Regions from separate parts of the Homo sapiens genome. Here region 1 is linked to region 2. The links are chromatin contacts, found by Hi-C in ENCODE. All regions are on one chromosome and are shown on one strand. The core of a region is the stretch at or near the end of the contact, and the rest is flanking DNA. Distances in the headings are between cores, read along the strand shown.

Region 1 (2,842 bases), core at 151-2,650, 200 kb before region 2:
CTCTGATGTCTAGCTGTAGTCTCCTGGGTCTGCTGATTGCATTATTTTAATTTGCTTTTCTGGGAAAGCAGTTTTGCTAAAAGCTGTACAGACTTTCCTTTGTACCTAGTAGTACTTTATATAGTATAGCTTTGGGCTATGTAGCATTTTAAGACTCAATTAATAAAAAATTAATCTGTTGCTGACTCTGTTAATTCCTATTTCCACATGTATTTCCTTGAAGAATTCAGGATACGACTTCTTGTGTATGACAGTTTTCCTTCACACACTATTTTTGTGGGTGTGTATATATCTGATTTGGGGAGAATTTAAAAAACACATAGCTTTTTAATTTGTTTGAAACAGACCTTTTGCCTGTTACATTTTGTGCTCTTAACCAATTAAAGAAGCCAATGACATGTTAGTTTTATATTGTGTTTTCCACTAGTATATCCCTGTTGATTTGTTTGTGCCTTTTATTAACTGCCATTTTCTAAAATTTTTTTCAATAAAGGGAAGACGTGAAAAAAATTACTCAGAACAGCAATATATAATAAACAATTAAAAAATCAACAATAAGGGAGTTGTTAGATAAATTAAGGTAGGGCTGAATCTAATTCTCCTGGGTCTGGCCCATAGGAAGTATTTAATACTTATTAAATGAATGGTATACTACCGTGTTGCAATATTATTTACTCAGGTGCATGTGAAATCAGTTTAAGGGAAAAATAACTTTCACAAAACATAGGAATTACATCTATAGAAAACCTATGCTGCCGGGCGCGGTGGCTCAGCCTGTAGTCCCAGCACTTTGGGAGGCGGAGGCGGGAGGATCGCTTGAACCTAGGAGTTCCGAGGCCAGCCCGGGCAACACAGACAGATCCCAGTCTCTACAAAAACTATATTTAAAAAATTAGCTGGGCGTGGTGGTGCGAGCCTGTAATTCCAGCTACTTAAGGTCAGGGAGGTCGAGGCTGCAGTGAGCCATGATCGCGCCACTGCATTCCTGCCTGGGGGATAGAGACCCTGTCTGAGAAGTGAAGGAAAGGGGAATGGTAGAGGGAAGGGGAAGAGAAAGAAAAGAAAACCTATGGAGGTACGTTAATAATCAGAAGGGGCCAGAGGAAGCCACCTGACACATTTGTGAGACAATTTAAAAGGCGTTCTCATACATTCTCACTTTGATACAACAACCCTGCAAAGTGCGCACGGAAGGTGTTATTAACTCCGTTTTACAGGTAAGGAGATCGACCCACTGAGGTCAGGAGTGACTGACCAAGGCGGAGCCAGGACTCTAGCCCCCGCCTCCCGGCCACTGGTCCCGGTCTCCTTCCCCGCCACCACTCGGCCACCGTCATTGGTGTTCAGAGTTTCGGTTCTCTTTTCTGTGATCGTATTACTTATGCAAAACGAGCCCAGTCACTTGCGCGGCCAGAGAGGGGCAGGTGCTGGGCGGCGGCTGACGGGCGCAGCACCCTAGGCCCAGTGTCTGGCTCCAGCCCCGCATCCGGCGCCGGCCCCGCATCCAGCTCTGGCCCTGCGACAATAGAGTCCGGAAGTGCAGGCAAAGCGGCTCCCGGGAGCGCCGCGCGGTCCTGCGCGGGATCAGCGAGGGCCGCGCCCCGGCGGGCGGGCGGCATGGCTGCAGTGCTGGCTCTCAGGGTGGTCGCGGGGTTGGCGGCCGCAGCGCTGGTGGCCATGCTCTTGGAGCACTACGGCCTGGCGGGCCAGCCCTCGCCGCTGCCGCGCCCCGCGCCCCCCAGGAGGCCGCACCCTGCGCCAGGGCCCGGAGACAGCAACATCTTCTGGGGCCTGCAGGTGACGCGGCGGGAAGCCGGGCCGGGAGGCAGGTGCAGATCGGGCACCGTGCGGTGGGACCCTTGCGGGTGTTGGGCCCCACGCTCCAGGCTGGGGACCTCAGTCAGATTGTAACTCGAGGCTCTGTCTAGTGCTGGCCCTGTCCTTACCTGGGGGGTTCGTTATGCATTGCCTCTTTGCCTTTTCCTTCTGCCCGAGAGAGCCGCTGAGCCGCCCCTCCCCATGCTGCCTCTTCCTGGCTCAGATCTCTCTGTTCAATACCTGTTTTCGGCAGATATCCGACATTCACCTGAGCAGGTTTCGAGATCCAGGCAGAGCGGTAGACTTAGAGAAATTCTGTTCTGAAACTATTGACATCATTCAACCAGCTCTCGTCCTAGCAACAGGTAGGGAGGCTTGCCGTGCTGTGGTGGTGGTCTGTGGTCCGCATGGTAGAACTCTAGCCAGGGCTGTGGCTTTTCATTTTGGGGACGTTGGGAGCAGTATAGCCACAGCCCCAGGTGAGCTCTGTGAGGTGGAAGAGATTGGACATTCTAACCCCTTTGCCTATGGATAACTGAATGAGTCAAGATCCAGGCAAAATGATTTGACGTAGCAAGGTTTTGTCAAAGCAGTAGAAGCAAGGCTCCTGGTTCTCATGTCAGTCTGTTGTCTGATATATTTGTATCTGGTTTTTGTTCTTGTTGTTGTTACAGTTCTGGTTGTGAGAATTAGGGAAAAGCCTGTAACCACGAATCAGAAGTTCTCTTCTTTTGCTAACTTTTCTATTTTCTTTACATTATTAATCTTATATTTTCAGTTGTTTGAGGCTTCCGGTGACCCAGGGCACTTTTTCTTCATCCTTTGATAGTTTTATGACTTAAGTTTTCTAGACTCTTCAAACACTTTATTTGCTTTCAAACTGTAATGGGGAGAAGAAGCTAAAGGAGCATCTATCTATCTTGCTTACTGGGGAATTCATCACTCATCCACCTTATTGAAGCATCTCTGCTGACATGAAAGGGTATCAGTTCTGATTTAATGGATGAGCCTCCATAAAAAGTTT
Region 2 (2,773 bases), core at 84-2,583:
CGTCCATCCCACTGAACTCCAGTCCCACAACTGCCTATTTGGCTGCCTTTCCATTCAGAGTCACAATCTCTTGAGAGCAAGTGAAACTGGCTCACTCGGCAGTGCCGCCCCTCCTGCTCTCCAAATCCTCCTGCACTGAGAATAACGTCTGGGCTCAAGAAGACAGAGGCGTGGCCATATCTCTTCAGGTTTGGGACCTGGCCCTCGCTACTGACTACGCTGGCAGGGAATACCCCTGAAGGCGAAGCAGGATTTACGCGAGGAAATGCCTCTGAGGATGGAAACACTAGGGTGTGGGAGAGGGTGTCTCCCCTAGAAGCTGCCAGAATGAAATAATGGGCGCACTTCAGATGCCACTCCTCAAATTCGTCAAAGGGTTCAATATTTTCCACCCGCCGGCGTTCTTCTGCGGGAAGAAAGCAGTGATAGAATTCATTCATGTCCACGGCACCGCAGGCGGTCCAGCCAGCTTGAAGGAAGCGGCGCCGCTGCGCCTCCACGTCAGGAAAACGCTCCAGGCCATGCAGGGGGGAGTTTAGCTGCCGAAAATGTTGCAGCATGAACTGGCCAAAGGCGTCTTGAGGCCTCATCTGCTCATAGACCACGAAAAGGGCATTAGGAAAACGCTGGGCTGCCCAGGCGATGAGGGCCGCGGCACTCTCCGGCTCGAGGTAGGTCAGCACCGCCTCGGCCAGGAGCAGAGTGGGTGAGGCTGCGTCGAGCCCCGCGGCGCCCAGGGCCTCCTCCACTCGCTGGAGCTGCCGCAAGTCCAGACCCAGGATGCAGTAGTCTGCGCTCTCAAAGCACAGCGCGGACGCGGGCTCCCCCCTCTCGAAAGGCCCGGTTAACGCGCACAGCTCTGGCGTCTCTCCAATCCTTTCTGCTTTGCGCCGCGCCACGTCCGGAAAATCCACCTCCCAGACTGCAGCCCGGGCCAGGCGGCCCGCGGTTTTTAAGCGAAAATAGAGCGAGTCGAAGCCAGCGCCGAGAGACAAGATCTGCGCGCGAAGCGCGGCCTGGGGCGCGCCAATCTGCTCCAAAAAAGCGCGCACGCAGTGCCTCACGGCGCGTGCGCGGACGTAGTAGCCTCGGTGAATGAGCGGTGCGCGGCGCGCCGCGCCCGGAACCAGCAACGCGGCAAAGGGGTCCTGCACGTACCCGCGCGCGGCCAGGGAACGCTTGCTGAGGGCGCTGCTGTCGTTGGTGTTCTGTACCGCGCCTGCCCGACGCTCACGGCTCCGGGGGCCCATGGCCAGAAGAGACTCAGGAATGGCAGTCTGTCACGGTTGTGAGCCGCCCCTTGGTTAGCACACACCTCACGGACCTCGGTAGGGGGAAAAAAACCACCCATGCTCCTGGACTTCCCCTTCCGCCGGCACTTGTGCGTCACTTCCGGGAAGAGCGCATCTCGCCAACCAGAATTGAGGAGGGTGTAGCCAGTGCTAAGTTCGCTTGCGGCTGACCTTTCTTTGGAATGTCGTGAGTTCCATTTGTCCCAGAATACGGTCCGCTACCGCTGTGACATGAGTGTTAGGGAAGGCGGGTTGTCACGTTTCTACAAGCCTTCCAGTCAAAAGGGAAACCTTGCCTAAGTCCTTGTAGTTGAGAAATCTCTAAGAGGTGAGTCTGTGGGGACTGACGACTTGGCTTCCTTGGACCGCCAAGGAAGGGTCTGGTAGGAGCCAAGAAGGGTCGGCACCACGGACCTTCAGTAGGCAAGGATTAGTTAGCTTCCTTGGGTGCTAATAGTTGCTGATTTATTTAATGCTCTCACAGTTGCAAAAGAGAACCCCATTTAAAACTTGAAAACAAGTCACTAAGGCCAGGGTGCAAACTGAAGAAACCGACCTTTACAAATAATTTATAGACACCTAACAAGAAGACGTTTCCCCACAGATAGTAGACTGTTGATTCCCTTGTATTCCCAGCCCTATGTTAGACTGACGGTGAATAAACCACTCAGCCTCTCTTTCTCATCACACCGCCTTGGAGAATTCTGTGGATTTTAAAGTAGTGTTGAATATGTCCCCAGAAAGGGGAGTCACTGAAGAGAGGTGATTGTTCCCTGTGATATGTTCTGAGCTTTGTTTTTAAGGAGTAAATCCAGGTTAGACTTCAGAATAATCATAAAGTTTCTAAATTGGGTGTCTGGGAGTCATCCATAGGAAACCACTTCCAGAGACATTTAGGAAATTTATCATTTGTTCACTGGGATTTGGTGACTGACTGGCTGAAATAGAAAAGGAAATCAGATAACTTTATGGTTAACTACAGGTGGTACTGCATAATGGTTAAGAGTGTGAGTTTTGGAGTCCAGCAGATTTGGATACTGGAGTCAAGAAAAAGTTTCGTATTTTCCAATGTTTTCTTGTGGAACAAAATGAAATAAGAAAGAAAAGGTTTGGATCAGGATAAAGATTCGGTAATTGAAAAGTGACATTTAGATTTGGTGTTTAAAAGCTCATTAATGGCCTTAGGGAGAGCAGTTTCTGTGGAGCAATAAGGGCAGAATCCATGTTTCAGTGAATAGGAGGTGAGTTAAAGGAGGTATCCAGTCTAAATTATTATACTTTCGAGGAGCTTAACTCAGAAGGAAAAAAGGGTCAGGGCAGTGGCTAAAGAATATTGTGGGATAAAAGAGTCTTTTGTTTTGTTTTCAGGTGGAAGCAAATACTGCACATGCGTGTTGGTCCTGTGAGGGAAACCAGCTAGTGGAGAGGGAGAGGTTGAAGGAACAGAAAAATGAGAAGACAACTCACTGGTAGAGTAACTT

Evidence for each region. A loop is a pair of places that touch in the nucleus more often than their neighbours do. Pooled maps may share reads with other maps.
Region 1: a map of CD8-positive, alpha-beta T cell shows a loop between it and region 2 (3-fold over the local background). The contact joins the promoter of TMEM62 here to the promoter of LCMT2 in region 2. A Hi-C loop is called at or near these places in 1 of 168 maps with a recorded cell type or tissue (CD8-positive, alpha-beta T cell) and 10 of 50 pooled maps.

What each region holds. Positions count from the first base shown.
Region 1 is chr15:43,132,186-43,135,027 of GRCh38, forward strand. It overlaps TMEM62 (transmembrane protein 62), which reads left to right and starts at 1,401. Exons shown (of 14, transcript NM_024956.4): 1 at 1,401-1,797; 2 at 2,072-2,183. The coding sequence starts at 1,618. RefSeq lists silencers at 1,189-1,248, 1,469-1,868, 2,059-2,270.
Region 2 is chr15:43,329,240-43,332,012 of GRCh38, forward strand. LCMT2 (leucine carboxyl methyltransferase 2) reads right to left here and starts at 1,334. Exons shown (of 1, transcript NM_014793.5): 1 at 1-1,334. The coding sequence starts at 1,250. MAPDA (N6-Methyl-AMP deaminase) reads left to right here and starts at 1,433. Exons shown (of 13, transcript NM_001324366.2): 1 at 1,433-1,620; 2 at 2,661-2,761. RefSeq lists enhancers at 1,242-2,192, 1,425-1,474.